Linked DNA regions of Mus musculus: regions 1, 2, 4, 5 and 6 are each linked to region 3. The links are chromatin loops, found by intact Hi-C in ENCODE. Cell type or tissue: left cerebral cortex. All regions are shown on one strand. Each heading gives the region's core, and the rest is flanking DNA. Links, peaks and the distances in the headings are about the cores only. Region 1 overlaps Pag1 (phosphoprotein associated with glycosphingolipid microdomains 1). Region 2 overlaps Zfp704 (zinc finger protein 704). Region 3 holds the start of Zbtb10 (zinc finger and BTB domain containing 10). Region 4 has its middle 15 kb from the start of 4930539M17Rik. Region 5 holds the start of Zfp704 (zinc finger protein 704). Region 6 has its middle 3.4 kb from the start of Gm41997.

Region 1 (5,253 bases), core at 871-4,870, 460 kb before region 3:
CCCATGTGTATTTTAGAAACCTGTCACTGCGGGCACGGTTTAAAGTGAATTGTTCTTTGTCTCCTGAAATGTGGTGGTTACTTACCCATGCAGAAGCAATTTGTCTGTGTGTCACACTGACCCTGTTGTGTTTGCAGACATAATATATAACCAGGGGAAGTTCCATATTACCCAAGAAACCCCAAAGCATTATAGCGTTAGAGGGGTATCCATGCGCACTGGCAGACAGGGCGGTCGGGTCTCCTCGGCTGTACTCTACCTCGGCTATGGGCTTCCTTGAATTTGCAGGTAGATGTTTAATAGAGCATTCTGCCTCTGTTGCAGTGGCTTCGACTTACCCTCTTTGGTTACATCTGGTTTGTCGCTGAGATGCCCTACAGGTGCCAGCACGTGCGCACTCTCAGACGGCCACGTTACTACAGTAATATCACTGAACCAAGTGAAAATGTAAAAATTCGTGGTCTTTCTGCAAGAAAAATTTAGTTATGATTCATTAGCCTAACACAGAAGTCATGTTTTCTTCCTTTTCTGCTTGCTTGAGCATAAACTTCAGGCTGTTCCTCTTAATTAGAATGTTCTGGAGCTAACCAAATGGGTGTAGTTTAAATAAGGCCTCTCTTACCACAGCTAATGTTAGCCTGGTATGCTCCTCTATTCTCCGTATGTCTCTAATATGGAAATATTTGACAGTGTTTACAAATTACAAAATAACAAATAAGGAGCACTAGCCTGAGCACTGTCAGCAGCATGATGGCGGGAACAGAGGGATGGTCCACGTGGAGGAGAACATGGCTGCGTGGAGACCGGGTCCAAGTGGAGGTGGTCAGTGCTTCCCCTGGAGCGGGGAGCAGTAACTGCGAGAGCAGTCAGTGGCGGCTGGGAACTAAGTGCGGGTCTTATGCCTGCTCTGTGGTTCCTTACACATTGGTCTTGCCCTCTGCTAAGGTCGTGTCCTCAGCACAAGCCTTTCCTCTGAAGGTGAATTTGCTGGGTACCCAATATCAGCTCAGTGAAAGCTCCTCCTTGAAAGTGAAGCCACACTCTAAGTGGGCAGCAGTCTGTGGGCGTGTAGACAGACAGACAGATAGACACTGGTTAATCTCTAGCTCTAAGGAAAAGGGCTTGAGGAGCTACGGGGATAAACAGAGGCACGGGAAGGAAATTGCTATTTTGCAAAATATGTGTCTAGGAAACCAGTGAGATGGCTGAGATGTAAAGATGCTCACCACCACGCCTGACAGCCTCCACAGTTGTCCCATGGGGCACATACATATGTATGCGCGCGCACACACAAACGCCTATATAAATAAAAATGAATTTAAAATTGAAAGTTAGGAATTACGTACGCACATACACATGTGTAGCAAACATTTCATACTGCCTTGGCTAAGGCGTATTAACGCAAACAAGCATATTTTGCTTGCTTTGGGGTGCTGGAAGTCTTTATTGACTCCTCATACTAAGATGATAAACTACCCACTGCTTTGGATGCTCTGCTACACACTGGTGCATCCCCAGTCAAATCCCATGTGAGGAAATCAAACATCACAGCACAGACTTGAAGAGAGCCAGCCAGGTTCCAGGCACGCCTACCTTCTGTGAACATCGCCCTGGCGGCTGTGAGGCCTTGCTCCTGACAGGGAGGCTCTGTGTTTCTTATGTGAAGTGCTGCTAGAGACCTTTCAGATTCTGAAATAGAGGTAGCTAACCTGGAGAGAAGACACAGGTGTGAGCGTGGCATTCCTGTGGCTGTCGGAGTCTCCTCGTACACAACCGTAATTTTACATGGTTTCAGCACACATGCATTTCAAGCTTCTGACAGCACCACAGCAGCACTCAGCAATCAGGTCAGGGTTCTTTCTGGTTTGGGATCTTGATATCGGGACTGCTCAGCCTTTCCCGGGAAGGGATTCTGAACGTGTAGTGTCGTTCTCTCTGCAGGAGGATGAAGCCTTCTAGACCCATGTGATCTCCTATGAAGAACTGACCCCACCTGCTGGTCACCCCAGCTCCCACCATGGGCCCTGCAGGAAGCGTACTGAGCAGTGGGCAGATGCAGATGCAGATGGTCCTGTGGGGAAGTCTGGCTGCCGTGGCCATGTTCTTCCTCATCACCTTCCTCGTCCTCCTGTGTTCCACTTGCGACAGGTTAGAACAAACATGCATGTTCTAGAGCCTAAACCTGCTGTTTTCCCTGTGTCCCACGGAGCCTCTTTATTAAGAGCCTCCCTGGCCCACATTCATGGGTTGGTCACAAAGGGCATTCTTCATTCGTCAATTGAAAATGCTTATTGATCTTCCTGGAGGGCAAAGCAAAGAGCCCTTCCTATCTAAATGTCTGGAATGAATTCTGCAATTCTTTGAGCACAGTCTTTGTGTGCTGTCTTTGGCCATGGGCATACTGAAATCTAAGTGTGAGGTACTACATCCTGTTGCCACAGTGGGAAGTCACTGAGGGTGCTCACTATTGCGTGGCCTGGAGAGCTCACATATTAGTAAAACTGTGTGTGATAAACTGCCCTTTAGGAAGACATAGGCTTGTATTTCCTACAAGAGAGGCTCACTGAAAATGGAAGCCTTTTTTCTCTTTTTTTCAGCATTATACTTGTCTCCCTTGGCTCAGGGAGAAGTGAAGTTCTTTGTAACCAAGACGGATGCCCAGAACTGTCAGAGATGATGCAGGGTGCAGCCTTCTGGTCTAGCTGGGAGCCAGTGGGAACCAGCTTAGCCAGCTCCATACTCAACTCTCTCGATTTGGATCCCATTCTAAAATCTGTCAAAAAGAGAAACCCATGCCCTCTGGCCTCTGCAGCCTCTCCTAGTCCCTGCCAAGCAAGGACTCAGGTCTTGAAGGACAGGACAAGCCTAGAGACACTAGACTTGGCTCCCCAAAACTTCAAGAATCTGCTACTGTAATGACTCACTCTCCCGCTAGGTGTCACCCTCTTCTCGCCACAGATAGAAATGTGGTCTTTACAACCAATGGCTTTCTTTAGCCTGTTCTGTGTAAAACACATTCTGTTTTTACTAGGCAGACTTTTCCGTAGACTGGAAGTACCTATGACTCATCCTGAGAGAATGTCACCTCCCTGATGTGCCAAAGTAGTATCTCCCATATTTTCTCTCATCCCTTACGGCACGTGACTTCACAGACTCTTAAGGGAGAAGATGAGGTCATTGTTAGGATTTGCTAAAGAATAAAGGCAGTGTCTGTCATCTGAGTGTTCCAGGCACAGACAGATCCTGCTTGCAGCCCGCTGTCTCCCGTAGTGAACTTGACCCTCTGGGAAGGGGTGTGCCAGAAGCGGGCTCAGCCTTTGCTGTAGGTCAGGACTTTTTCTGATCTAGTTTTATTAACCTGGTTAATAAAACCAGAGAGGCGGAGCTGATAAATGTTAGGCTAGGGAAGTATGGTGTCCACTTCACTTTAAGGGACACATTTGACATCAGAATGGTATTTTCTTCTCCCTTTCAGAGAGAAGAAGCCACGGCAGCATAGCGGGGACCATGAGAACCTGATGAATGTGGTAAGCCTCGGTGTGGCTGTCTGTCTGTCCGAGTACACCTCTCCAGGCATGGCGCTACTGGCTTTCGACACAACTGAAGCTGGCATGGGGACGTAAATGGATATTAGCTGTGGCTTTCTGTATACTGTATGTACGGCTGGGAGCCTGGCTTGACCAGTGTTCAGGGTAGCTTCTGCAGAGATGTCTTCATGCCCCTCCTGGTCTGGGAGGGCTGTCACAAGGAACAACTAGACAATTCATCTAAGATTTCTTGTCTCTCTGCTCTGGAGAGCAGAGTCCAGCATTCAGTGTTGTCACACGAGCCCCTTCCAGAGCTAGATCTGTTCCCAAACTCAGCTCCTTAGTGCACACCCACCTAGTCCTTGCTGTCACCTTCCCTCTCTGAATGTATGTCTTGAAGCCAAGATAGCAACTGTACCTCTCTGACTTCAGTCCTAACTAGTGCCATCTGAAATAGCCCTGCTTTCAGATGAGGTTAGGCTGTGGCACTAGGGACTGAGATTTTGGCATGCATTTGGGTGGCGCTGCAGCCATTCATCGGGGCCTGGAGCCCACAGCATAGCTTGGCCTTGGTGCGTTATCGGATCGTCAGCATTTGATGGGATCCTGAGAGACCCAGCAGTCTCAAGGAGAGAGCTGTCCACCTGGGTGGTGACCTTTTGTTGTGCCCTTAAGTGGCAGCAGCCTCAGCAGCTGTGTCTGCAGGGCTGGGTTGAGCTCCCGCTGGGCCCCAGGGCAGGTCTAGGAGAGAGGGCGCTTCCTGCTCCCAGCCAGGAAGCACATATGCATTTAAACTCTGGGGGGCCTGGGCTGTTTGCACCCAGCAAGCATGTTCAGAGCACATGCGTGAGGTACCAGGCTGCCTGAACCCCCACTTCCCAGTGTGCCTGTAGCCCAAGCAGACAGGAAGCTCCTCCTGGACCCCAGCCAGGGCTCTCTTCCTTTGTCTGAGACCACCCATCACAGCCACCCCGGACCTCAGCATCTCTCCTGCCCTGACTGATGTTCTCCTGCTATTTTCACCTCTTATCTTGTCTCACTCCTTGTTCCCAGTGTCTCTATGCTCCCCAGTGCTTGCACAGGGTAGGGGAGGAATGGGGGGTGGACAGATAGGCCCTGTCTTTCTTCAGAGCCCACCTTCCTCAGTCAGGTGGACAGGAGGTTGTGGCTGAACTCAACTCGAGCCTCACTTCCTCCTAGTGCTCTCAGGAATGGCGAGACCTGGCAGCTCAACCTGAGTACTGTATGAAGCCAGTGTTCAGGGGTGGGACCAAGCTTTGCCGGTCACTCTGATATGGGCATCCACATGAACGCCGGTCATTCTCGATCTTTCATCCCCGTTATTCTGCCTGAGGACAGCAGCCTTTGCGGGCAGGGAGAGTGCCGCCTCTTCATTCTCTTCCCCACATAGGATCTCCTCCACACACCTCCAGGACAGACTGTATCCACAGGATGCCTGCTGACAGTGCCAGTGAGGCCTGCACACAGCTGCCCACTGAGCTCCTGACTTCCCTAGACCACTCCCAGTTTGCTGACTTGTTTCTCATGGGGGCTAAGATGGGAAAGAGCAGTTCAGACAGAGATTATAGAAGCTTGGCAGTGGCGTGCTATGCAGGAAGCCTTCCCTTGGTCCCCCTCTCTGTCCCCTAAGGACACTGTTTCTCCAATATGAGCATCTCAGGGTCCTGGCAAAGCACAAACACTTCAAGTCACTTTATAGCAGCAG
Region 2 (5,253 bases), core at 426-4,425, 220 kb before region 3:
GGAGCTTCAAGAAATGTACCTCTCGGACATCAAAGAAATCTCAGAATTTGCCATAAGAAGTGGGAACTCCAGCTGTACACACTGACAACCAGGGTAGCCACACCACCCAGGAGAAGAGAAACAGGAATGTTCCGTGGCATGTCTGCGTCGGAGGATGCACTTTAGTGACCTTCGTGCATTAGGTCGGCAATCGTGAGGGATGAGAACTGACTACCAAGGGAAAAGATATAAACCTAAGAAATAACTAATTTGTCTGGGCAGACAGTCTGTTTTTGTTGATGGAGCTTCCTAATTTCTTACCTGTTCTTTTAGATCCTTACTGTCCATTTGAAATCAACAGTCATTTGCAGGGGAGGTTGTTATCTAGTGGAGGTTGTTTGAGAACCTTCTACTTCCAGATTGACTGGGAGGCTGTGAGTCACTGTAATGAGAGGTGAGCGGGAGTGAGGATCCGCTGAAGGTGTGGGGTCAGCACTGCCCTCTGTTGGGGTTTTTATCTCAACAGTGTGCTGACACGTGAGTGGGTCCTGTACTGTGGCCTGTCACTCAGAACGTTTGGAAGCACCTAGACCATGTCAAATGATCCCCAGTCCATCCCCTCAGCCACTGCTCTGGGACCCTAAGAAAGCCAGCTTGACCCTCGAGATGGCACCTTTTTGTAAACCTGGTAATGCACCCTCACACCTTGAGGGACAGTTGTGAAGTTATTAAATGTGATTCCACGTACGAGAGCATGCACTCTTTTAACAGACATCCATTCCCTAGACTGTAAACACAGCGAGAGAAGTGTTCACTGCACGTAGGTATGGGTCATGATTGCGGACACCCTCCGCTCTGTCTGACCTGCTAACACTCGAATAAGGAAGTTCAAAGTGTGAAGTGCTATGCACAGACACGTATTATCTGATGAGCACTGCATTTACACGTTTTGTCACAGTTTATCAGATGTGTATACATGCAGCTTTTCATTTCATTGGACCCACAGTTTTCGGTAGAGCCTGATTCCCACTTTGCAGAAGCAAGTGATTAAATTTGTACGGCTTGCCCAAGGTTGTTTATATTGTGACAGAAAAACAGTGAGCTGAGCATAAATAATAGAGGCTGCTTGTGAGCAAGATGAGTAAAAGAATCCACAGAGGAGAATGGCAGCCTAGTCTATGGGCCGGTGGGAGCTGAGGCACAAGAGGGACACTACTCCTTCCTCAGCCACAGCGGTGAAATGTGAGAGAGGCACCAAGCTGTCCTGGCTCTGCACGTCACTTGGCCAGCTTTGGGAGGGCAGAATCTAGCAGACTTTTTTCCTCTGGTTTCTTTCTTTCTTTTTCTTTATTAGATATTTTCTTTATATACATTTCAAATGCTATTCCGAAAGTTCCCTACCCCTACCCCTGCCCTGCTCCCCTACCCACCCACTCCCACTTCTTGGCCCTGTCGTTCCCCTGTACTGGGGCATATAAAGTTTGCAAGACCAAGGGGCCTCTCTTTCCAGTGATGGCCGACTAGGCCATTTTCTGATACATATGCAGCTAGAGTCAAGAGCTCCGGGGGTTACTGGTTAGTTCATATTGTTGTTCCACCTATAGGGTTGCAGACCCCTTCAGCTCCTTGGGTGCTTTCTCTAGCTTCTCCATTGGGGGCCCTGTGTTCCATATTATAGATGACTGTGAGCATCCACTTCTATATTTGCCAGGTACTGGCATACGAGACAGCTATATCAGGGTCCCTTCCTCAAAATCTTTCTGGCATATGCAATAGTGTGTGGGGTTTGGTGGCTGATTATGGGATAGATCCCCGGATGGGGTAGTCTCTGGATAGTCCATCCTTTTGTCTTAGCTCCAAACTTTAGTGAGGTAACCCAATCACAAAGGAAGTCATTAGATATGCACTCACTGATAAGTGGATATTAGCCCAGAAACATAGAACACCCAAGATACAATTTGCAAAACACAAGAAAATCAAGAAGAGGGAAGACCAATAGGTGGATACTTCATTCCTCCTTAGAATAGGGAACAAAATACCCATGAAAGGAGTTTCCTCTGGTTTCAAATAGATTGTTTCCGAACTACTATGGAATGTGACTGGGACTCTGAGAAGATGCAGTTCCTGTCATGACCACGAGGTGATGCAATGACCCAAAGTATGGGCACTATGGTACTCTCCAGAGAAAACCAATTCTGTAGAAGGGTAAAAGTTAACTACCAATTCCACAAGACCTTCTGGAAAGTCAGATTCCTGGTTCTGTCATATCTAGGTGTGATGTTCTGTGTATTCTGAAGTTGGGGTGTGTCACTGCTGTGCTGTGTGTGCTGTGCTGTGTGTGCTTTCGCCCTTGGATGCTGAGTGGGTTGGGAGCTTAGGAACCCTAGGCATAGAGACAAGATGCCATGGGCCTGATCCTGTATTGATAGATCAGTGCTGAATGGCTCACGGTGACTGTGAACCCCTCAGTCACCCAGTGCACTTTTGGGGTTAATGTGAGAAAACTCGCTGCAATGTTGTGAGTTTGGGTAGCTCTGGCAGAAATTGGGAATACACAGGAAACCTGACTCAGGAGTCTGTCTACTGGACCAGCAACAGTACCCCAGAGGCGCTTATAAACCTGGTTTTCATCACTTTCCCTTGGTTCGTAGGTGTGGTGACCATGGACAGTTTTACTGGGGGTTGGTTGGAGGGGAGCTTGAATCAAAACAGGAAGCTGTAAGCTAACACAGGAGTTTCGGTAGCTGTGTGGTCTTCAACCACGAGTTAAGCATTTGCTGCACTCTGCATTTTTTATCTTTGGGCTTATACTTATCCCCCAAAACACACAGATCTACAAAACTCATAAGTATGATGTGTTGTTTTAAACAAAATCCCAATTGTTCAATTTTACCAATGAAAACTTGGGAGCCAGATGCTGCAGATGCTGGAGTTAAAGCCTGCTAGCTCAGACAGGCAGAGAAAGCACCAACTGACCTTCCTCCTTAGTGGACCTCCCAAAACCGAATGTCCCTCCCTTCTACTTCCTGTGCATCTGCCTATCAGGTCCTCCTGACTCCCTCTTACTATGTCTTTTTGTTAATAATCACATATTCGCTCCCTGTCAAATGCCTCTTGACCTATGGTTGATTTTACTTAAATCTTGTTTACAGTATTCAAGCAAAAAGTTCCTGGATTAAAAGTGTGTGTTAGGGCTGAGCTACACCACAACTGGAAATAAGTTTTTCCAATAAATAACACAATCTCGGGGTCCACAGTGTGGTTACATATCCTGCAACAGTGGTGCCCACCTGCATCGTGAACTCTACAGCGTTCATTCCGAATCTGCTTCTCAGGAGCAGGAAGGTCTCCCAAGGGAGTGCTGTGCAGAAGCGGTCCCAATGAGGATAGTGCGTGAGCACACCAACCCCAAAGGTACACTGGGTGATGGAGAGGCTCACCACCCTGAGCCACTCGGCACTGACGGATCAATACGTATCAGGATGGAGGCAAGTGTTCTCTTGTTTCCATACCTAGGGTTCCCTAGCCCCCCACCTGCCCAGCATCCAAGGCACAGCACAGCACAGCAAGCATTAGCAGCATTCATGGCTCTTCCATCTTTTCATCCGTGTGTGTTTCTCTGGAATGACACATCATCAGGAAGAGCAGCAAGCAGTTAACCAGGAGAGGAAGAGCACAGATCAGAGCCCTGGGCTCCCAGAGTCCAGGGTGGGCCAGCCATGTGGTCCCTAGGTTGAGGGTGCTGGAGCACCGAGGAACTCAGACAGCATCTACAGTCGTCCTAACCATCCAATCTCACCTAGGAGTCAACAGGACAAAATGCACTTCTAGAATCCATGGATTAAGAAAATAATTGACTAGGGATTCTTATTAACTCAGGAACCCTCAGGCCACACGTTTACCTCTATAGTAAATTCCTATCACTGCAGTGCCGGCCATGGTGGGACTGGCTGAGGGGAAGTGGAAGGATGCAGGGTTCGTACAAGGTCCTAAGTTCTGGCAACAGGAATGAATGCTCACTCGCATTGCCAGTAGAAATGCAAAATGTGGTATAACTACTTTGAAAACTAGTTTGGCAATTTCCTACAAGTTAAATATGTGCTAAGCATACGACCCAGGAACTCTACTGTTGCATCTGTATTTACCTAAGAGAAAAGAAAATGCGTGTCCACAAAAAGACTCCTAGACAAAGGTTCATTGCCGCTTTATTTATTATCACCCCAACCGGAAGCAACGCAGATGTCTGCCAGCGGGCATGTGAAAAAGGAGACTGGTGTATTCATAGTAGAATACCACACTACCAAAAAAGAGAAAAGCTACCAATGCACAGAGCAACGGGCCACTGTCAGAATGTCAGCGTGTGGTGGGGATTCAGCCACAGGAGACTGCATTGTGTGTATGCTGTGCACAGGGACGTCTTGATTGTTCGTCGTTTTTAAGACAGCCTTACTTCAAGACCAAGCTAGCCTCGAGCTCACTGTGGAGCCGAGGATGGCCTTGACTGACTTTGTCTACCTCCCAAGTGTGCCTATGTGTTTATACAATGCTGGAGATGGAGCCCACGGCCCCTTGGTACCTGCTAGCAAGCATTACCAGCTGAGCCACACCCTTTGAATTTACTCAGCACTGCTCGGGACCAAGCTGTACACATGGGTGGCTTTACCTAATCTGTGCTTGGCATATTTGAATTCATTCACTTTGTGTTTACATCACTAGTACTAATCTCATTTAATCTGTTTGTTTTACAAATAAAGGGGCAAGAGAACCCCATAAGCGTAAGATCACATTTATAAAGCTGGAGCTCCATACAGTAGCTATTTCTTTAGCTTTTGTCCCTTGATAAGGATCTTAGTGAACCTGCTTACCAGAGACACCAAGACAGGCTGAAAGGGATACATGGTGAGGGGCACTTGACTTTGCACAGGAACCTGATCCACAGTTCAGCAATTTGGACATCAAGTATCTCCCCTCCACTGCAGTATAAACACACACACACACACACACACACACACACACACACACACACACACACACACACACGAGGTGATTGTATCCACTGCAGTATAAACACATACACACACACATGAGGTGATTGTATCCACTGCAGTATAAACACACACACACATGAGGTGACTGTATCCACTGCAGTATAAACACACACACACACACACACACACACGAGGTGATTGTATCCACTGCAGTATAAACACACACACACACATACACACACACATGAGGTGATTGTATCCACTGCAGTATAAACACACACACACA
Region 3 (5,253 bases), core at 820-4,819:
AACCTCTCTCGATCGGAACGAAGTGAGTCTTCCCCCGGAGGATCTTAATTTCCCCCCTTCTTTACTTTAGTTTTAGTCTTCCCCACTGATAAACCTTTCCCAAAAGATGTGGTCGAAAAGCAAAGGCAGGATCTACGGTACCTGGGCGTTGGCTTCGTGGAGTTTGTGTTCGGTGGAGACGTGGTGCCTTAGGAGCAGGGTTTTCTTGTAGTTGCGGGTCCCTCGCGAAAGCTCATCATGCCCCACCTGGGTAAGGTCCACGCCGCCCCCATCCTCGGGGATCTTTTGGCACCATCCGCAGAACATAAGGCCGGTATCCTTGGAGTACCGCAGCCAAGGGAAGTCCTTGAGCCAAGAGGTCTGGAAGGAGCACTGGAGCTTCTGCAAGAGGGACTTGGGCCTCGCGAGCGGGAAGTGCTGGACAGTCTCTCCTTCGCCAGCTCCCACACCGCTGCCCTCCGCTTCGTCCCCACCATCGCCGCCCGACCGCCTGCTGCTGCTGCAGCTGCCGCCTTCCGCCCCACTGCCATCGCCCGGGCTCGCCCCCTCCTCCTCGGTGCTGTAGCTCAGGGACGCCCCGTCCTGCATCCACTCCTTCCCCTCCAGCGCGTCCAGCTCCGGATCCACGGCCGCCGGCCCTCGCCCATTGAAATGCCTGAGGGGCCACGCCGAGGTCTCCGGGCGGCCGCGGCTGCTGCCATTGTTGCCGAGACCCCCGCCGCCTCCCCCGCGGAAGGCCAGAGTCCGACGGTTCCTTTCCGCTAGCAGGGGGCCCCCCGCGCCGCCGCCCAGCAAGGAGGGGCCGCCCGTGTCCTGAGGGAGCAGCAGCAACTCCTTGACGTCCTCGGCGGCGGCCGCGCCGGCGGCGGCCTCCGAGTCCTGGGGCTCCAGGCCCTCCAATTCCATTTCCTCGTCGGCCCCGCGCCCATTCGGCTGCTGCGGCGCGGGCGGCGCGGGCAGTCGCGGTTGCGGCTGCGGAGGCCAAGAAGAGGCCTCCCCGCCAGCGTTATTGTTCGTGGGGCCGCCGCCGCCGGTGACCAACCCGCCTCCTCGGAACGCCAGCGTCCTGCGGTTCATCTCACTGAACGACATGGCGCGCGCCGCGGTCACCGCCGCCGCCGCCGCCGCCCGGTGCCTCGGCTCGCGCCCGGGCTCCGGCCGCGTCCCGCGCGCTCGCCGCGGCTCCCCCAACGCTTCGCCCCCGCCCCCGCCCCCGGCGCTGCGCTGCGCCGCTCTGCGCTGCGCTCCCGCCGGCCCGGCCTCACCCTCCCGCCGGCTCGCGCTCGCTCCCGGGCCGCCGCACGCGTCTACTGCCGCCGCCGTCCCAGCCGCGTCCTCTCCACCCGCGCCCCGCCGCGCTCCGGGCAGCGTCCCGCGCGGAGCGGTGGGCGGGCAGCGGAGCGGCGAGCCGGGCGCGTGCGGCCTTCGAAGTTGAGGAGGAGTGCGGTTGCCCCTCCGCTGCCCCGCTTCAGCGCTGCGCGCACACACCGGCCCGCCAACAGATCTCCGTCCTCGGGGGGAGTCGTGTCGCCGCCGCCGGCTGCCGAGGCGCGGACGCGAGAGGCGCGCTAAGCCGCCAGGCTCCGCCACATAGCGAGCCGACAATAAAGCCGGCGGAGCGTTTCCGTCCGACCAGGCCCTGGCGGAGGTCGAATGGCAAATGAACAACGGACCGTGCGCCCACAATGCACCGGGGTAGCAGTAACCGCTGGAGGGGGAGAGGGTGGGGGCCGGCCGGGGGAGGGGGCGGGCTGGGCCGGGCTGGGCTGGGCCGGGGGCGCCCGGGGACCGGGAAAGGGGCCGGCCGCTCGGGCCCGCGGGCGGGGGTGCGGCCACGGGAAGGAAGCGGGCGGGGCACGGGCTGGGGTCTCGGGGCGGGGCCGGCTCGGCCAGGACAAACAGCTGGCGGGTGTCAGGGGCCGGCTCGCCGCGGCGCGCCCGTGCGCACGGTCCCCGGCTCTCGCCACGACTTCACCTGGGACTCCAGGAGTAAGTGCGGTGGGAGCGCGCCCGGCCCTGTCATCTGCCGGGGGAGGGGTGGGTGGCCGTGCCCGAGGAAGTGAACTTATTTTGTTCCTGCACAAAAGACTGGACCAGGCGGTGCCTCCCTCGCGAGGACACCTCCTTGGGCTCCTTGTGTACGCCGGGCAGCACCTCTGGCCCCGGGCGACGATCGTTTCGCAGAAAATGCACCGCCCCGAGTGTCTTATTGCTGTGATGAAATGGAAATTTAAATAAAAGGTCGAACACGTGCGTTCAGTGGGAAGTATTGACATGGGTGTTACATCACCAGCAGCCAATCAGATATCTCCAGTCGTGTTTATACTTCTACAACCACCTTGTGAGTATTACAGTATGTCATAGCGTTATAAATATTAGGCAGGGTTTTCCCCATGAACGGGGAGGAGTCAGCTGCTGCGGGCGCCGCGTGCGGCCGCGAAGGGAGTGCAGCTCCGAAGACAGGGTGTGTAGATGAGAATTAATTTTTAGGATTTTGAGAAAAGCTCTTGGCATCGCGTATGGAATTTAGAGTGATTACATCGGTCTAAGCTGGAAATGAACCTCCCTAAGTTATATTAGTTTACTTTTTTGTTTTTGTTTTTCAGAAAGAGGCCTTGCCAATTAAGAACCCTTAAACTCACCCTCCCCATTAACTATGCTCTATTTGGAAAACATTAGCACGTTTACACTCATTAATTCACAAAGTGAGGTCGATTTATCTGTTATTTATTGGGAGCGATTTTTGAAACAGGGTCAAGGCCAGCCTAGTCTACATTTTAGGTCAGCCAGGGATACACACAAAGATCCTGCCTCAGTATCTCGAGTTCTGGTATTACAGGTGTGAACCACCATGTTGCACAAGCTTAATTTAAAAATTCGTATGTTTGAGCCTATTTCAGGCTTTCTTTCCTGTTTTTTTTCCCCCTGCCTTTCTTAATTTTTTGTTTTGTTTTGTTTTGTTTTTGTTTTTCGAGTCAGGGTTTCTCTGTGTAGCCCTGGCTGTCTTGGAACTCACTCTGTAGACCAGGCTGGCCTCGAACTCAGAAATCCACCTGCCTCTGCCTCCCAAGTGCTGGGATTAAAGGCGTGTGCCACCACACCCGGCTAATTTTCTTTCTTTCTTTCTTTCTTTCTTTCTTTCTTTCTTTCTTTCTTTCTTTCTTTCTTTCTTTCTTTTTTTTTTTTTAAGACTATGTAGCCCTAGCTGTCCTGGAACTCACTAGGCAAGAGTGGCTTTGAACCCACAGACATCCACCCACCTGGAGTTTCCCTTTTGGGGTGGGAGTGGAGTGAAGAGAGCAGTTGATAAATGGTGGTCTCTCATCTTTCAAGTTTTAAAATTCAGATTGATGGCTGTTGTGTCTGAGGACTCAAGAGTTAAGTTCCCAGAGCCTGTGTATGGCGACTGCCTGTGTAAGTGTATGGAGGCTCAGAGCCTGTAATAGCAGCAACAGGGGATTTGCTCAGGTACCAGGCACACATGGTGCACAGACAGACATACCTGCAGGAACAATGCCCATGCACACAAGTTTTTAAAGCACATTTTCTCAGTGTTATAAATTAATATTTGCTAACACTTTTTTTTGAGACAGCATTATTATGTAGCCTGCTGGCCTTGAACTCTCCAGCCTGGGTCTGTCACCATGCCCAACTTACCTCAATGGAACTTTTGATTTGTTTATACAGGTCTCACTCTATGTCCCTGGTTGTCCTAGAAAGCACTGTATAGATGAGGCTACCTGTAATTCACAGCAATCCTGCCTTAGTCCAGGCTAGGATTAAAGGTGAGAGCCCCATGCCCAGTTTCCTTAACACTTCTGATTGAACTAAGCCCAAGACGAGTGTTGAGCTGTGTCGATTTAGATTTTTCAAAGCCACTTTGACTTAATTCGCCTTAATTTTGGTACCTGGTGTAATGAAGTTTTGTATATGAAATAAAATTGATGAATTCTAAAGTGAGTTTGAGTTTACTTGTGTAAACTTGTCACCTATGACAACATAATTTCGGTGAGCTGACTGAGGGGACTTCCATGCCACCAAAAGCTTTGACTTGGGGTGTCTTCCTATCATCTACCCGTACTGCCACCTGCCATCAGGTGCCGTAGGCCCTGTACTTGGATAAAGGCCCTCAGAGTGAGTTGGTGAGTTCTGGTTGGTGATTTTTCAGACAGTTCTGTGCCATACACCTTGGAGGAAGAAGGAAAACCTGCCTGCTGTGGCTGCTGTAGTATGGAAAAGTGTGACAATGACATGCTTGGTTTTCAATGTGTTTTTTTTTTTTAAGACTCTAAGCATTTTGCAAATAAATACATTATATTTTAACCACCCCAGCCTCTTTCCCTTAAAAAAAAAAAAGTGGTTACTGACATCAATCAATTATAAGATTAAGATTGAGAAATGTCATCTGTATTTATTCATATCATCTGCTTTATTCAAAAACTAATAAACTTACCTCATCTCAAGCTTGAATCCCTAATTAATGTAGAATAGGAACTATATTAAGTTAGGCTAGAATCTGCTTCCTATGTATTTTTATAGCAATCGAGTCAACCAAAACAGTTCAAGTTCTACTTGGCATTCACAATGAGTAAATGCCTTTCCTCACACGCACATCCTTCCTTATGTTTTATAGGTCTACACTGTTGTTAGGTATGGTAGCACATTACTGTAATCCCTGAAATGAGGAAGCTGAGGCAGGAGGATCATTTCAAACTAGCCTCTGCTATAGGCTTTAGACCAGCCTAAGCCACACAAGATCTTGTCTCAAAAAATGAATTAATGGACAAATATTTAAATAATTTCCACATGGCTTCTTTCTGAAATTATCTTTAAACATGAGCTAATTGAGTGACACTCAGGATGGGGAGCCACTGTGCGGCTCAGGACTCCCAGGAAGCCCATCTCCAGGGGATCCAGTTGCCTCTTCTGTTCTCCACAGACAACCCGCCCCCAACACACACATAAAAGTAACTTTTAAAGAATGAATGATGGAGCCGTGTGGTGGCACACATCTTTAATCCTAGCACTTGGGAGGCAGAGGCAGGCGGATTTCTGAGTTCGAGGCCAACCTGGTCTACAGAGTGAGTTTCAGGACAGCCAGGGCTATACAGAGAGAAACTGTCTCAAAGAGTGAATGATACATTAACATGGACCCTGAGATCTCTCAAATGCTGGACCACCAACCTGGCAGCATACACCAGCTGATCTGAGGCCCCAACACATATAGCAGAGGACTGCCAGGTCTGGGTTCAG
Region 4 (5,253 bases), core at 882-4,881, 170 kb after region 3:
TCTATGGGAGGAAATTGCTTTGTTTCTAAAAGCTAGAGGTGCTATTTTCTTCCAAATCATTCACAGAATGGAAATACATAGCCTCCGATTTGTGTTATGTGTATGGGGGGGGGGGGGGTGGATAAATGGAGAGGGAGGAGGGAAGAGGGGGAGAGGGAAATCTGACACAGGATAGAGATACTTAGCTTAGGTTAGCCTTAAACTCTCAGTGATCCTCCTGCCTCAGCCCCCGCAGCCCCAGCACAGGAGCATGCCCAGCATAGCCCACCTGCTGCCGTGCTGAGAAACCACAGCTGCAGTATAGAGGGGCAGACGGGCAGGGAACTGCCGAAGCTTGTAGAAAAGCCATGACCCTGTCAGCCTGCCACTGTGACCCCACGGGCAGAGAGGTCTCCAAAGCAGACTCATCACACTTGAACCAAGACCTAGACATTTCAGTAGGTTCTGCTCTGTTTCTCCTCTGGGGGACAGCTGGGGGGCAGAATTTCTTCTGATGGGATTATCTGTATTATGTAAACTAAAAAGCAACTTGGTCTGCTTCGTAAAGGAATGGAAAGACTCTCTGGAAAATTCCATTTCTATGGCGTCTCTGTACCCCCTCCCCTGATAAGATCTCAGCTGGGGTGGAGGCAGGTAGGGAGTAGGAAGGACGTCACCCCACCCCACCCTCCTAACAAAAGACCTCAACTCATTTTGTCCCTATGTGATTCTTAGTTATCTGTTATATGCCACGCCCTGATAAAGGCCATGCATGACCCCCTCTGGTCCTCCACTCAATGACACTCCAGAGATTCCGCTCAGGGGTCAACCTGATGCATCAGGTTTATGGCTCAGCCCTATCACTCCTTTTCATCTCTGTGGGTCTGTGGTATGTTATCTTGAAGGTTTTCGATCAGAGAGCAGGGAGTCAGGGGAGGGTGGGGAGGGAGGAAAGAAGGCCGAGAATGAGGGGACAGTGTGGGGTGGGGGCTAGGGCAGAGGGGGCATCTGCCAGGAACATGTCCTCAACAAAGATGGTCTCTTTCCTCCAAGAGCCAGGTGCTGCTCCATGGGGGTGATAACAAAAAGCCAGTTTCATAAAGGTGTGTGCTTAACACTGTCCCACCAGGCATCTCCGTCTTCACTTATTACCCTGCCCTGCTCAGACAGCCTGGACGGTTAGACCCCAGAGGCTTTGACTTGTGCTCCATACAGTGTTCCATAAAGCAGCACCTTTAAACTTGCACACTCCCAGGCATGTGGGCCGGCAAGGTAAACGGTCCCCATGTCATCCTCCGTCCAGGTGGCATAGCTGTCCACACGGAGCCTAAGCCATAGCTCCCTTCTTCAAGAAGTCAGATGGCTGAGGAAAGTAATATAGTTTGTACCTTAGGACCCTTCTTATTCTGCCAAGTACCAGGCCAGGAAGAGCCAAACCTGCCCAGGAACCTCTAGAATGGGCAGTTGTTGGGGTCTCTTGGTTTTGTTTGTTTGGTTGGTTTGGTTTTGGTTTTTTGTTTTTTACCAATACAGAGCATGGTTTGTAAAGGAGCAGCCTCCTTCATCCCCCTGAGGGAAGGCAGGCTGGATGGGACTCAACAGACCCCTGGGGGCCAGGAGCAGTACCACAGTGCGGCTAGGTGTTTATTGGAGGTTACACAAGTCCCTAACACCCACGGGCTTTCCATGCACACCTTTGGCTTGGGCTGAATCCCAATCATAAAAATATAACAATTAAAAATAGAAAAACAAATACAGCTAATACCACTCTTCTAAAAATACAAGCAGATCTTTTGGTGTTCTCTCTCTCTCTCTCTCCCCACCCCCACCCCTGTGTATGTGTGTGTGTGTGTGTGCGCGCGCGCGCGCGCACACACACGCACACACGCACACATACTCCTGTGATTGCTTCACTTACAATGTGGAGAACAGCACTGCCCAACTCAAGGGGCTGGACCAGCAAACAACTCCCTTGTTAAATGGACAGATAAGCAAAGGAAAGGAACCCAGGTATTTGACCACTGAACTACACTCCTTTGTCCTTACTGTAATTTTTTAATCAAAGATTTGTTCTGTTTTCTGAGTTAGTCTCTTGTGAGCTGACATTTGAAATCCTCCCAGCCTCTTCCTCTTCATTGCTGAAATAGGTGTGGTCCACCACAGCTGGCTATATTAAAAGAATTTTGAGGGCATAATGATAACAGGCACCTAGGCAGCTGAGGCAGGATGATCACCACAAGTCTGAGGTTAGCATGTTTTAGGCCACCAAGGGACTACATAGTGAGACACTGTCTACACACACACACACACACACACACACACACACACACACGAGACAGCCCTCTGTAAGGGTGCTTACTGCTATTCTTCCAGGAGACCTGAAATTGGTTCCCAGCATCCACACTGGATGCTGACAGCAGCCTGTAATTCTACTTCCAGGGATTCCATCCTCTGGCACCCACACACCCGTTGTATACAGTCACACATACACATAAAGTAAAATCTAAAAATAAAATTAAAAAAGACAAGGTTTTTTTTGACACAGTTTTAAAAAAAAGATTCTAACATGTCTCTTACAGAGTCAAGCAGGACCTAGCAATGTATTAGATAGTGTGTATTTATTTAATAAACTCTGTTGCCATAGTCTAGAAGCTAGAATGTATCTAGTCCTTGAAGCACGTGTGGGTTGCTTTCTTGCCTCCCCATTTTACAGAAGACGACTTAGGATGCTGAGATGTGAAGAAGCTCTGCCAATGAACCCACGTTTCAGAACATGGCTCCCACCCTGTGCCCAACCCATCTTCTTCCCTTTGCTAAGAAATATGGTGACCCATGGTCAAAGCTTGGAGAAGTATTGCGTGAATGGAGTTTCAAATGACAATCAAAGTTAGACTTCAAAATACATAAACTAGCATTCCTTCCCTCACCTGATTATTTTAGGAGAAGCGTCAAGACATCTTCCACAAATTCAATGGAGTAGAGCATTGGTTAAAGTGCTAACAGAGGTAAGAAATGGATGCTGTGCATGGAAAGGGGAAGGCAGGCTGTCAGGCAGCCAGCGTGGTCACACTGCCTCCAGTGACTTACCTGGAATACGGATGGTGTTCTGGCAGAGAGTGCCCCCTACTGAGCAACTGTCAGAACTGCTCCAGAACTGGGCCTTGGACCCAAAGCTAAGTTCTCATCCATACCCTCTGGTGGTAGTCCCTCAGGATGCCTTCTTGGAGAGTAGTGAAGAATCTAGGAAAGATCTTAGCTACAACAGGACCCAGGTGAATGGCACAGCCTGGTCCAACTTACTTCCATAAAACCCTCTGTTGCTGAGCCTATGTCACATGCCTCACATAGGCATCCATTTCATCTTTATTCATCCGGTAAGACTTTACTGACCCATTTCTCCATGCAGGCGTGCCCCTGGACAATGGAAGAAATGACCCGACCAAAGGCAGTCATCCAGGCTCCTGCTCCTAGGAGGAGGAGAAGGAGGAACACTTACAGAAAGTAAACAAGTATTTGAAGGATTTCAGACAGTGATAAATGCTAGGAAGAAAGCCCAGGGGGAAACGGGACATCATTTGAAGCTATCAACGACCTGGGAAGAGAGTCCACTTCCCCTCTGCAGACTCCAAGAAGAGTCGGGCCTGGAGTCGGTTGATGTCAACTGCAGCTGTGAGTGGTCAGTCAGCTGGTTTGTTTTTCTTTTTTGTTTTGGTTTTTCAAGACAGAATTTCTCTGTAGCCCTGGCTGTCCTGGAACTCACTCTGTAGACCAGGCTGGCCTCGAACTCAGAAATCCACCTGTCTCTGCCTCCCAAGTGCTGGGATTAAAGGCGTGCGCCACCACTGCCCGGCCAGTCAGCTACGGATGGGATGGAACTGGGTGAATGAGTGGGTCCTGACTATGAAACCCAGGGCTTCACGCACACAAAGCAAGTGTTCTTCTACCGAGCTGCATTCCGAAGCCACTAGTAAGGATTTGGTTTTCTTCCTTTCTGATCCGAAGCCTATCTCTTGCCGCTACCTGACGCTGCCCAGGAGGCCAGAGGGGCAGTGCTCACACAGACACAAACATATACACACATAACTAAAAATAATAAAACAAATCCTCAACAGACAAAGGCTAGTACTGAAAAATGCGTAATTGTGGAGCTTGGTCCCCACCACCGATAGATACATTAATGACACACTCGAGCATGTAAGTATCTCTACATACACACACACACACACACACACACACACACACATATGAAAAATAAAAACAGGGATGCATTTGAAAGACACCGACCTGTGGGGTTGAGGGGAGGAAGGGAAAGGAGACACTGATTACAGTAAGTAACTCTAACTTAAGGAGACTACCATTAGTATACCATAGCATAAGTATTATAATTCTGATTAATTTTTAAAAATTAAATATTTTGAAATCATTATAGAAGGAAAACCTCTTATGTTTTAAGAGTTGTTTTCTCCAACTGGTAAGAAAGACACATGCTCCACTATGTTCATAGCAGCCTTATTTATAATAGCCAGAAGCTGGAAAGAACCCAGATGCCCCTCAACAGTGGAATGGATACAGAAAATGTGGTACATCTACACAATGGAGTACTACTCAGCTATTAAAAAGAATGAATTTATGAAATTCCTAGGCAAATGGATGGACCTGGAGGGCATCATCCTGAGTGAGGTAACCCAATCACAAAAGAACTCAAATAATATGTACTCACTGATAAGTGGATATTAGCCCAGAAACTTAGAATACCCAAGATATAAGATACAATTTATGAAACACATGAAACTCAAGAACGAAGACCAACGTGTGGACACTTTGCCCCTTCTTAGAATTGGGAACAAAACACCCATGGAAGGAGTTACAGAGACAAAGTTTGGAGCTGAGACAAAAGGATGGACCATCTAGAGACTGTCATATCCAGGGATCCATCCCATAATCAACCTCTAAACACTGACACCATTGCATACACTAGCAAGATTTTGCTGACAGGACACTGATATAGCTGTCTCTTGTGAGACTATGCCAGGGCCTAGCAAACACAGAAGTGGATGCTCACAGTCAGCTATTGGATGGGTCACACGGCCCCCAATGGAGGAGCTAGAGAAAGTACCCAAGGAGCTAAAGGGTTCTGCAGCCCTATAGGTGGAACAACAATATGAACTAACCAGTACCCCGGAGCTCTTGTCTCTAGCTACATATGTATCAAAAGATGGCCTAGTTGGCCATCAGTGGAAAGAGAGGCCCATTGGTCATGCAAACTTTATATGC
Region 5 (5,253 bases), core at 397-4,396, 360 kb before region 3:
AGCAGGAGGCTGAGTTTGATCCCTGTAGCCCTGAGGGGAAGGGTAGGTGTGGACGAGGGAGTCAGGCTATTAGGTAAAGGTGCTAGCTGAGCAAGCCTGAGCTTCCAAGTTCCATCCCAGGAACCCATGGAATGCACAAAAAAGCAGGATGTGGCTTTCTATTAAACTGATTACATATAAGACTCTAAAGATGACTGTATATATTAACTCATTAGTCTACAAAATAAGAGTTCTTTGAAACTTTCATGCAAGCTATTTTGATAATATTCACCCCCAACTCTTCCCTTGGTCTCCTTCCAGATCTCCCCACCCCAACTTTGTGACCTGTCTAAATTTAATAACCCATCAACTTTAGCTTTTGCTGTTCATAAACTTACTCCTGGGTATGGGGCTATCCATTAATTAGAGTGTGGCTGACCTGGAGTCACACCATTACAGACAACTGCCTTTTCCTCCCTTAGAAGCTATTACCCGTCCATACCTTCTCAGGGCTGCAAACTCAGCCTTTCCTGCTTCTGGAAGAAGCCCTTGCCCATATTCCTGTAAGTGATCCAGTAACACTCATTCACCAAGTTCACCAAGATGGACTTTGATGGCATCCAAACTTTAGTGTGTCATGGCTTCCCTATCTGGGGTAAGTTGATAGGTGTGTTTTCTCTCCCCAGGAGAAGTTTTGTCATGACATAGATGATGAACACAGTCCCACTAAACCCCTTAGGGAGCAGTGACTTTATTGGGCTTACTTCGAAACATGAAGGAGGACTTACAAGAACATGGGTGAGCCCAAAGCAGTTGTGCCACCAGAAAGTCTTACCCAGCATGAATGATTTACCCACAGCTGCAGAGATTGGGGGGGGGGGTGTCTCCCCTTCAGTTAACCTTCCACACTCTGTAATCCAGCATCTCTGCTGGGACAGAGACAAGTGCCACTCGGGCAAAATTCCATACAAGTGGCTGGGGGACAGGCTGAGTCTCATGGAGAGGCTTTGTGCCCACTCCTCCTAAGGACAGCCAATCAGCCCGATGGCATGCAAGGATCACAGCTGTTCTGATGACCATGACAGCTGTGCTGTTAGTTGAAACAGTCGATAAGATCTCTTCTGCACCCCTCGTACAGGTCCTTGAGCCACCTGCCCACCTCTGCCAGAGACCCATATACTTAGCTGCCTCTCTCCAAATCATCTCATGAGATCAACCAAGCCACTATCTTCAATCTGGAGGAGAGCAGCTTCGCTCCTTGCCTGGGGCTACTCTTTCTAGGCTCACGGAAACAATTCACTTGCTTCTGGGAGGGTCTAGCTACATCCAAGACACACCCATAAATTACAATGCTCCAGTTAACAAGGTTTGCTCATTCTAATTTCCTGAACAGGATATTTACAGATGAAAAGTTCACTAGAAACGGTGTGTTTTGAATGCACTTTGAGGGAGATAAATTCTGGGGTGGTATCTGAAGTGGGGCAGGGAGTGCATGTGTGCACACCTGCATGTGTGCACACCTCCTCTTCAGACTGTACGCACTTCCAATTTCACTGTGGGGAGGTGTTAGCAGAGCTTTGGGACTCGAAAGGAAGGGCTGACGGAAAGGCATTTCAGAAAGGACGGACAGGACCTGTGGGCCAGTGCCTCACAGGAAGTGAGAACAAGGTGGCTTTAAAACACACCACTATTTTTGGATGTGATTACTTAAAACAGGCATTTTCTGGACGGGTGATCAGTTTCTGGGAGGACAAAGTTCATTTTAGAATCCTTGTCCTCATCCCTCTTTAGCGGTTGGAAGGTACCCCAAATAAACATTTAATGAGCCCCATCACATGTCTAGCAAGCCACGTGATGTTCAATCTCCAAGAACAATGGGCCATGTGGACACCCTTTTACTCAATTGTTGATGAATAAGGCCCTCCTAGCCCTAGCCAAAACCTATAGAATTTAGGGGCATGATCTGGATGCAGAATGTCTGGTTTACTCCCTCCGAAAGCAGCAGTCATTCATAACATGGCAAACTGGCCTTCTGCTAGCTTACATATATAAAAAGCTGAAATAACAATCTTGACCACTTGGTGTGTTGCTTTCTCTAGACTGGGACAGTGCCAGTAGACCAAACCAAGAGCAGAAAGAACACTTTTGGAATTCGGCCCATATCATATCACCAGGTAAGGACCTCAGGTGGAAACTGGAAGAAACACATAGGAGGGCCAAACCTGCACAGAGCTGAGAACATGAGGCAAGGCCTACAACCTGGTGCTCAAAGGAACCTGGTAGAGAGGGCCAGGGAAATGTTGCAGGAATCTCCATGACTGAGGACTCAGGCTGGGAACTGACCCCAAACCTGGGGTTGGCACACCTGGTCGAACTCCACTTGAGCACCAGTGGTCGCCATCTGAGAACCACTCTTGAGCAAATCTCTTAAGCAAACACCTTCCTGCCGTCTAAACCTACGCTTTTCCCACCAGAGGGAGACATGGGCCCAGGGGCAAGGGTGGCCTCAGTGTCCCAGCCAACTGCTGGGAAGCCGGCAGATTTTCAGAGAGCGCGGGTCTGGGGAAAAAAATCCAGTCCGGGTTTTGTCTGAACGGAGACCAGGAAGGCAGCGAGGACTGGGGAAGAGGGGGAGGCGGTGAAGACACGACACAAACAGCTCGCGCCCAGGACACCGCGGTAGGCCCTGAGCGCGCGGGCGCAGGGCCCGGAGAGGCGCGCGCCGGCCCGGCCGCCGGCCGCATGGAGCGCAGCGCAGCCCGCGGCTCCCGGGAGGCGCAGGCGGAGGTAGCGGCAGCGGGAGCAGCGCGCTCGCTCACACCCACCCCCGCCCGCGGCCGGCGCGCCGCCCCGCCGTAGCCGCCGGCGTCCCCGCGGGCCCGGCCAGCGAAGGCGGCGTCCGCGCGTCTGCCAGCCAGCAGCGGCGGCCAGCCCGGGAGGCGGCCCCGCAAGCCCCGCAGCCGCGCGTCTCCGGGCCCAGCCGCAGCCCGCGAGGAGCCCGGCGCTCCGGCCCGCAAGCCCGGCGCAGGCATGCAGGCCAGGCGCCTGGCCAAGCGCCCCAGCCTGGGCAGCCGCCGCGGGGGCGCTGCGCCCGCTCCCGCCCCCGAGGCCGCCGCTCTGGGGCTCCCGCCCCCCGGCCCCAGCCCGGCCGCCGCACCGGGAAGCTGGAGGCCGCCGCTGCCGCCGCCGCGCGGGACCGGCCCCTCGCGCGCTGCCGCCGCCTCGTCGCCGGTCCTGCTGCTGCTGGGCGAGGAGGACGAGGACGAGGAGGGCGCGGGCCGAAGGCGCAGGACGCGCGGGCGGGTAACGGAGAAGCCCCGAGGGGTCGCGGAGGAGGAGGACGACGACGAGGAAGAGGACGAAGAGGTGGTTGTCGAGGTGGTGGACGGCGACGAGGACGACGAGGACGCTGAGGAGCGCTTCGTGCCCCTCGGACCCGGCCGTGCGCTTCCCAAGGGCCCCGCCCGAGGCGCGGTGAAGGTGCGTGCGAGGTGCCGGGGATCGGTGGGGGGCGCAGCGGGCTCGGCGGGGCGCCGGGGCGCCGGGGAGGCCGAGCGCAGCGGCGCGGGCCGGGAGGGGTGTGTCAGGCGGCGGTGGGCAGCGCGCGGAACTGCGGCTCAGCGGCTCAGCGGCTCAGCGGCGCCCGGCGGCCTGTCGGTGCTCAGAGGCCGGGCGGATGCGTGGTCCCGCGTGCCGGTAGGCAAGGAAGGAGCGCTTCTCTGGGCAGGGTGGGGAACTTGGGAGCTGGACGAGGTCGGAGCCCCGATCGGCCTGGCATTGATATTTTATTCTGCTCTGGGGAGGCAGGAGTCTTCCTTCTCTTGTTCAAGCTTCTGGAAACTAGCCAGCAACCTGCAACACCTCCTTTCACCTGAGAACAGTTGTTGGTCGGTTCCATCACAGGCACTTGTGAAGGAGTTGGGAGCCTGTGCAGCAACAACCTAGACCTTGGTTTCCGCGAGCTTTTTGCCCCTCCCCCATCCCCGTGTTTCTCCTCGCCCTCCTTAAACTGGACATCCTAAGCACTTACCCTCCGCCCCCTTAAGATTACAAAAGAGGAAGGCGGGGAAGGTGTTTGTGTTGTGGGGAGAGAGAGGGGTAGCATTTAAAATGAATGTGACTTTCAGCTGAAAAATTTCACCAGGTCCTCATCCGCGCTACCGCAACGAGCGATCTTTCCGTTTTTTTGTATCTTCAGAAGATAAAGGGTTTATTATTACACAACTGTCTGGCTGAGCTTCTAAGCACGCTATTGGACAAAACAAACTGCGTTGAGGTTCATGCACCGTGTATGTTGCTAAGAAGTTTTGAGGGCAGCGAGTGGCAAGCAATGGAGAGTGTTTGCTTTTTCGCCAGTGTTTTTTTTTTTTTTTTTTTTTTCTGTTTTCTGTTTTTTCGAGACAGGGTTTCTCTGTGTAGCCCTGGCTGTCCTGGAACTCACTTTGTAGCCCAGGCTGGCCTCGAACTCAGCAATCCGCCTGCCTCTGCCTCCTGAGTGCTGGGATTAAAGGCGCAGTGTTTCTTAAGATAGCAGGATAACCAGAAATTCTTGGAGTGTTCAGAAGAAAATATATGTAAACAAGTGAACTTGATAGAGGTGGTTGATGTTGTTGTTTTTGTTTAATATCTCCGTGCCCGCTCTCAAGTGTCTGGAAGCTTGTAATTATATTTACCAAGAAAAGTTAAACAGCAGTTAGCGTTGCCCCGCAGTAGATGTGGGAATGTTTCTTTCCTAGACCACCCTGAAGTATGACTGGCTCTCTCTCGGTGTGAGACTTGAGCAAATGGTCATTTAGGTGATTGTTTTTGACAGCTGCTTGTTGGAATCTGGACTGTGCCCACACTCATTACTGCTGCCTGCTGAAAAGCCCGCTTTGTGTGGCAACAGGATATAGCGGGATTTGAATTAAGTTCCATAGCATCAGTGACACTGAATAAGACAGAGTGCCCCCTGAGCAGTGTTGTTCATACACACTCAAAATGTGTCTGGGGTGATTATACAAGTTGAGACAGAAAGATTAATATGTTATGCTCTGTAATCCAAGTAGGCCCAGTGTAGGAAAGAAATCTGTTCTTTAAACTAGGAATATCTAGGGTGTGATTGTTAGCATTAGCAGAGATTTTTCACATCTCCAAATAAATTCAAATTTTTTCAAATTTCTAACACATTGCTTTGCTCACAAATTTTATAGTACATTGCATACAACTTCTTAGAAGTTACATGCTGAATATACTGTGGTATAATTTATCTTCTTTTTTTTCATCACCTTAGAG
Region 6 (5,253 bases), core at 893-4,892, 98 kb before region 3:
CCCTTAAAGATTATTTTATGTGTATGAGTACAGTGTAGCTGTCCTCAGACATACCAGAAGAGGGCATTGGATCCCATTACAGATGGTTGTGAGCCACCGGTTGCTGGGAATTGAACTCGGATCTCTGGAGTCAGAGCTGGGCTTTCGAGCAGTCACTGCTCTAACCCACTGAGCCATTTCTCCAGCCCCTCGTTAAGAATTCTTAACAGTTCTTGCAGAGGATCTAACTTTGGTTCCCATCACCCACATAACATAACTAATGACCCATAGAACTCCAGCTCTGGGGGCCCCAACACCCTCCTCTGGCCCCCAAAGATAGTGCGCATTCATGTGCACAAACATACACACGTATACATAATTTTAAAAATATAATCCTTTTTAAATGAAAGATTATGTGTTTGTCTCTGTGTATGTGGGTACCCATGGGGCCAGACAGGGAACCCCTAGAACTGGTGTTACAGGCTGTGAACTACCCATCACCTGTAGAAGTAAAGCAATATCTATCTCTAAGAGCGGTGACCATTCCTAACTACTGAGCTATGCCTCCAGCCCCTCAACCTGCCTCTTAACATACTGAGGTACAGTGAGCTAAAGACCTTCGCAGAGGCATTCTTAACTAAAGCACCATAAACTCATTCAGGGCTTCAGGCAGCAATAGAACCGAACTGGAAGGTTAGCCAGCAGAATCCTTTTACCATAGTCCCTGATGCACGGTACAGAGCAGCTAAGCTGTCCAGAACCTTTCCAAGCCAGTCCTTAGCACCACTTTCTACCCCACAGGGGTACAGAAGGGGCTCTCAGCTATTTTGTCACAAAATAATCATTTTGATAGAAATGGGTCCTAGAACAGGATTCTTGACAATTGTAGTGGTGGGACTGCTTCCAACACAGATGGAGAAAGCCACCTGAAGCTGCAAAGGCTGAAGAGAGAAGTCCTTTGAATTCTCCTAAGACATAACGAGCTGGTGGCCTCGGGGACCTGGTGGGAACTGGAGGCAGCTGATGGAAGTGCTTCAAGGGGTCCCAGACTTTTATAAGTTTTTCTCCCCGTCATCTTCTTTTGTCTGTTTTGGGTTTGGGGTTTTGTCTGTTTTTGAGACAAAGTCAGTGTAGCTCAGGTTGATCTTGAACATAAGGCCATCTTCCCTTAGCTTCCTGGGGCTTGGATGTCAGTAGAGTTCACACAGCCCAGACCCTTTTTTCTGTCGACTTTCATGGGCTCAGACCACTGGGATTATACCCTGCAGAGCTGTGTGATCTTGGGAAAATTGTCTTAACTCTTGTGACTCAAATTCCTTGCTGATAAAATAAGAAATTTCTCTGTGTCCTCTTACTCCACCACTTAAGTACACATGTTTAAGCTAGTGATTCCAAACCAAACAAATGATAGCTTTCAGCCTGCTCCAGCACATATCCTCAAACAGCTGAGTCAGAGTGCATCAAGACAAGCAATTAGATTAGATCTTTCGTCAAGAACGTTTTTAAAGTCCAAGTTGTCTTCCTCTTAGGTACAGCCTTACAATTTTCCCAAGCAAGGACCTAAATGCAAATGGCAAAGACTTCGGGAATCTTCCTAAGATTTCTTCCAAAGATTTAGGAATCAGACCTAAACAATCAGCTATGGGATGTGGAAGAGCATCAGAGGTATCAGGGGTTTATCAGTACCCAGCCTGATAGGTTTCCTACAGGACCTGGGAGCAAGACGGGAGCTACTGCTTCCTGGTGATTTCTATTCACATTCACACATCTGCACACATAAGCCACTTTAAACAACAGGCTGTGGGGTCCTTACACAAAGACAAGGCCACCGGCTGTCAGGGCACTACACTGAATTGGGGACACAAACCCCATTTTCCTATGTAAATTGGCCTGGGTGCTCTTAAGACCCCCAACAAAAGGGGTCAGTCCTATAAAATAGGGCCATCTGGCCGGCCCCAGTGACACCTCCAAGGGTGGGCGTGAGAGAGTGGTCTTCAAGGGACCAGGAAGGTAGGTTGCACTGGAGAGTGCAGCTGTCACCTTGGTCCCAGGGTCCCGCCCGCCCGCAGAGGCTGGAGGCGATCAGATTATAGGTGGTCTTAAGCCCCAGGGCCTGGGGCGCCTGAAGGTCTCATGGAAGCCTCACACAGTTGGGCAGGGCGGGGCACGCTTTGTTCCTGGACCCCCGAAAGGGTGCGGCGCCTCAGAGTTGGCTAGAGTCACTGCTCTGTTCCTGGGGCCTCAGGGCAGCTAGCGCCAGGCCAGCAGCCTTGGGCGACTCCATAGCAACAGCGTGGGAGAGCCACAAAACCAGAGCTGGAGGGGAGAAGGCCGGAGGGAAACAGGAGAGGGGGCACGAAGCAGGGAGAGGGGACTAGAAAGGATAGTTTGCTGCAGGAGAGAGAGGGGGAAGGGGTTCGGTGACCGGTGGGAGTTAGCAATGAAGAAAGATAGGGTGAAGTAAATAAGGGACCGGCACTGGGAAAGAAGGAAGGGGAGTAGAGGAAAAACAAAAGATGAAGGAGCAGTCAGAGAGTTGGGAAGGAGTGAAGGGGAGAGAGAGGTAGATCAGCGGGGGAGAGGTGGGGAACGTGGAGACGGGGCGTGGGGTGGGGTGGGAAGAGGGGAGCGGAGTCCGCATAGGAGCTGGGAGGGAGGGTGGCTGGAGAGAGGAACAGGGCGCAGTCAGGGCGGTTCTGCACTGGATCCCTGGCCGCAGCTGCTGTCCGCGGAGAGGGGAGGAGCAGGCAACGGCGCGGTGACGCCAGGGACCCTAGTGGGCTCAAGGCGCCAGGGGGCAAGCCCAGGTTCCTTCCACCACCACCTCCCCCGGGGACAGAGTCTCTGTGCAGCTGCACACGCGCTTCCAGACCCAGGGATCCCCAGACTCATGCAGAGCAATCTCCCTAGGATGAGGACACCCGGTTACCGCCCACAGCAGGCAGAGCGGAGAGGGTGGGCGCTCCCCATCCGGAGGGCCCAGGTCGTTTCCCCGAAATATTTATTTCACCAGAGAATATTTTTCCATTACAAAACTATTAAGCGATGTGGGCTTTTGTTTATGAGTTTATCTCCTACCCCATTCCCCCCAAACATGGGACCTGGTATAGAGAACATATTACTAATGTTAACCTTGGAGTCAGAAAAACGGTTTTCTAATTTTCAGCGTAAATTTTTTAGAAAAAGCCAGTCCTAGAGGTGTCATCGTTTTTAAGTCTGACCTGCTAAGCGCTAGTTTACACACACAGTCCTAAATTAGCGAGACGGGACTGACCCTGCTTTAAGTTTTCTACGAAAACGGACCACGATTACACTCTGACAGCATTTTTGCGCTTACATGCACGGTGGTACTGTATGTGTGATTGTGTGTGGTGGGAGGGGGAGGGAGCAAACAAACTAATTTCGGACACACCGGTATTTCAAAAGAAATCTCACAGATAAGTGCTGTGTGTTTTATTTTAAAACCATCATAAGACATAAAGGAAAAACAAATAAACTTCTGGACGTTCTCAGCTAACATGGCCTATGGGAAAATGAAAATAAACCTAATTGAAAAAACAGCGCTAGCCATAAATAGGATTTGCTTTCAAGCAGAGAACGTGGTTGGAAAAAAAACCAAACCAAAACAAAAAAGCAAACCACCAATCAAATCCGTGCCCTAAAGAACAGGTTCTGTGGATGCAGCCAAGACTTTCGCTTTGCTGTTTGTTCTGAAAATGCAGAAACACAACTCTGGTTTTCAGGTATTACCCCAAAGAGCTTTAGTTTCTCCTGCCAAGTTAGTCACCTACCCCAAGCCGCAGGCAAGCTCCTGTGTGGGTTTGTGGTAGCCCATCTAGTTTCAACATTGTTTTTGACCGAAAAGAAAAGATGAAACACGTAAACGAACTTACAATTCTATTTACAGAACTCTAAACTGCATGTGGGACTCGCAGGCTGAGTCCCAAAGAGTGGATGTGTGACATTTTCTGACAAAAGCCATCTTAAGTAATTTGTGGGCATCAGTTTACAATCCTTTACATTTAGAAGGCAGAAATTGATATTATCCCATTTTGTAAATGAGAAAATTGAAGTTTACAGAGGGTTCAAAGAAAGCCTGTCCAGGTTCACAGATCCACGCAGCACCAAATGGCAGAGGCAGGACAGACCTGACAGAGACCTTTCTGTCACTGGCCAGCCCTGCTGGGCTCCTTGACTACCACTGTGAAGAAAGAAAGAAATGGGGCTTTCTTTGCATTTAGAGGGACACCACATGAAGCCCCAATGGACATACCTACAAGGTAATCGGGTTTCTCCATTCTGCCCAGTTGCTAGATTGGATTAGAAAGACACTGACATCCAGTGAGCTGCGGAGGTGACTCCGTGGGTAAAGGCACCTGCTGTGGGAGAGACCACCTTCTCCAAACTTGTTTTCTGACCCTCTCCCTGCCCATTCACATACACCAGGCACACACACAGTAGTAATAATTAACTTCAAAAGAAAGATATAAACTGAAAAATAACTTTCCTCTTTCTTTTCACTGAGTTAAAGTTAAGTACAAAGTATTGGGTTTCATCTGGGCCTCCTCAGCCTTCCATGTTCGTCACTATACTCTTATTCTCAAGCCTTCCTCTCCACCTTCCCTGGCTGGACAGAGCAAAATGACAGAGACAGAGCTAGAGGTGGCCTGTGTTGCCAACGCTTGGTGGCTGTGGCGGGGCCTCTGATGTCGGAGGCTAGCTTAGGCTACATAGTGAATCCAAGACCACCTTGAGAATTCAGGGAGATCCTCGTTCAGAAACACAAAACAAAGACAAGAGAACATTCCCTACATTTGTTTTACACAATTAAGCAATAAACAACATTTTTGAGTTATCCTGCTTATCCTACCAATATCATAGCATAAATCATTATACAATAGCCCAGACATCAGAAAAACAGCAAGTAGTGACCCACTTGCCTGAACTGACTAAGTATCAATTATTTATGTGGCCTCCCATGGCTACTTGAAGTTGAGTCAATAATTAAAATATATATGTTCTGATTGCTTCTTGACCTTGTGGCTAAATGGAATGTAAAACATACAGTCTGAGTTCAGTCATAAATCAACTTTTAACATTTCAGGGAGAGGAGGATGCAGAAGTGACTCCGTGGTTAAGAACACTTGCTGCTCTTGCAGGAGACCTGCATTCAGTTCAATTCTCAAGACCCATATGGCAGCTCCTAGCTGTCTATAACTCCAGTTACAGAGACTCCATTCCCTTCTTCTAACCTTAGCGTAGCAGGCATGCATG

The links. Peaks named below come from ENCODE experiments on the same cell type or tissue, not always from the same donor. Only the 100,000 strongest peaks of a DNase experiment are listed, where the experiment ranks them.
Region 1: it touches region 3 in a loop (3-fold over the local background); 5 of 42 quality-filtered maps call a loop at or near these places.
Region 2: a loop joins it to region 3, with 4 times the contacts of the local background. A loop is called at or near these places in 9 of 42 quality-filtered maps.
Region 4: a loop joins it to region 3, with 2.3 times the contacts of the local background. A loop is called at or near these places in 16 of 42 quality-filtered maps.
Region 5: a loop joins it to region 3, with 4 times the contacts of the local background. A loop is called at or near these places in 5 of 42 quality-filtered maps.
Region 6: it touches region 3 in a loop (2.5-fold over the local background); 8 of 42 quality-filtered maps call a loop at or near these places.

Annotation. Positions count from the first base shown.
Region 1 is chr3:9,702,978-9,708,230 of GRCm38, reverse strand. Pag1 (phosphoprotein associated with glycosphingolipid microdomains 1) reads left to right here. Exons shown (of 9, transcript NM_001195031.1): 4 at 1,942-2,148; 5 at 3,476-3,527. The coding sequence starts at 2,018. Among named protein-coding and RNA genes, the nearest start is that of Gm33169, 42 kb to the right of the region's middle. In left cerebral cortex, for the core only: a CTCF peak has its summit at 2,939; a DNase peak (open chromatin) is centred at 3,019.
Region 2 is chr3:9,463,375-9,468,627 of GRCm38, reverse strand. The region is part of intron 4 of Zfp704 (zinc finger protein 704); the gene reads left to right. Among named protein-coding and RNA genes, the nearest start is that of C030034L19Rik, 63 kb to the right of the region's middle. In left cerebral cortex, for the core only: a CTCF peak has its summit at 2,108; a DNase peak (open chromatin) is centred at 2,117.
Region 3 is chr3:9,246,969-9,252,221 of GRCm38, reverse strand. It overlaps Zbtb10 (zinc finger and BTB domain containing 10), which reads right to left and starts at 1,655. Exons shown (of 6, transcript NM_177660.3): 1 at 142-1,655. The coding sequence starts at 1,092. In left cerebral cortex, for the core only: a CTCF peak has its summit at 2,432; DNase peaks (open chromatin) are centred at 1,474 and 2,291; H3K4me3 peaks cover 1,869 bases; H3K27ac peaks cover 1,329 bases.
Region 4 is chr3:9,074,751-9,080,003 of GRCm38, reverse strand. No RefSeq gene overlaps it. Among named protein-coding and RNA genes, the nearest start is that of 4930539M17Rik, 15 kb to the right of the region's middle. In left cerebral cortex, for the core only: a CTCF peak has its summit at 3,111 (motif pointing left); a DNase peak (open chromatin) is centred at 3,102.
Region 5 is chr3:9,607,476-9,612,728 of GRCm38, reverse strand. Zfp704 (zinc finger protein 704) reads left to right here and starts at 2,644. Exons shown (of 9, transcript NM_133218.2): 1 at 2,644-3,459. The coding sequence starts at 3,010. In left cerebral cortex, for the core only: a CTCF peak has its summit at 2,459 (motif pointing right); DNase peaks (open chromatin) are centred at 2,578, 3,325, 3,938 and 4,179; H3K4me3 peaks cover 1,821 bases; H3K27ac peaks cover 1,178 bases.
Region 6 is chr3:9,344,569-9,349,821 of GRCm38, reverse strand. No RefSeq gene overlaps it. Among named protein-coding and RNA genes, the nearest start is that of Gm41997, 3.4 kb to the right of the region's middle. RefSeq lists an enhancer at 1,528-3,067. In left cerebral cortex, for the core only: no CTCF peak of the experiment used is centred there; DNase peaks (open chromatin) are centred at 2,295, 2,740 and 2,841; H3K4me3 peaks cover 1,297 bases; H3K27ac peaks cover 495 bases.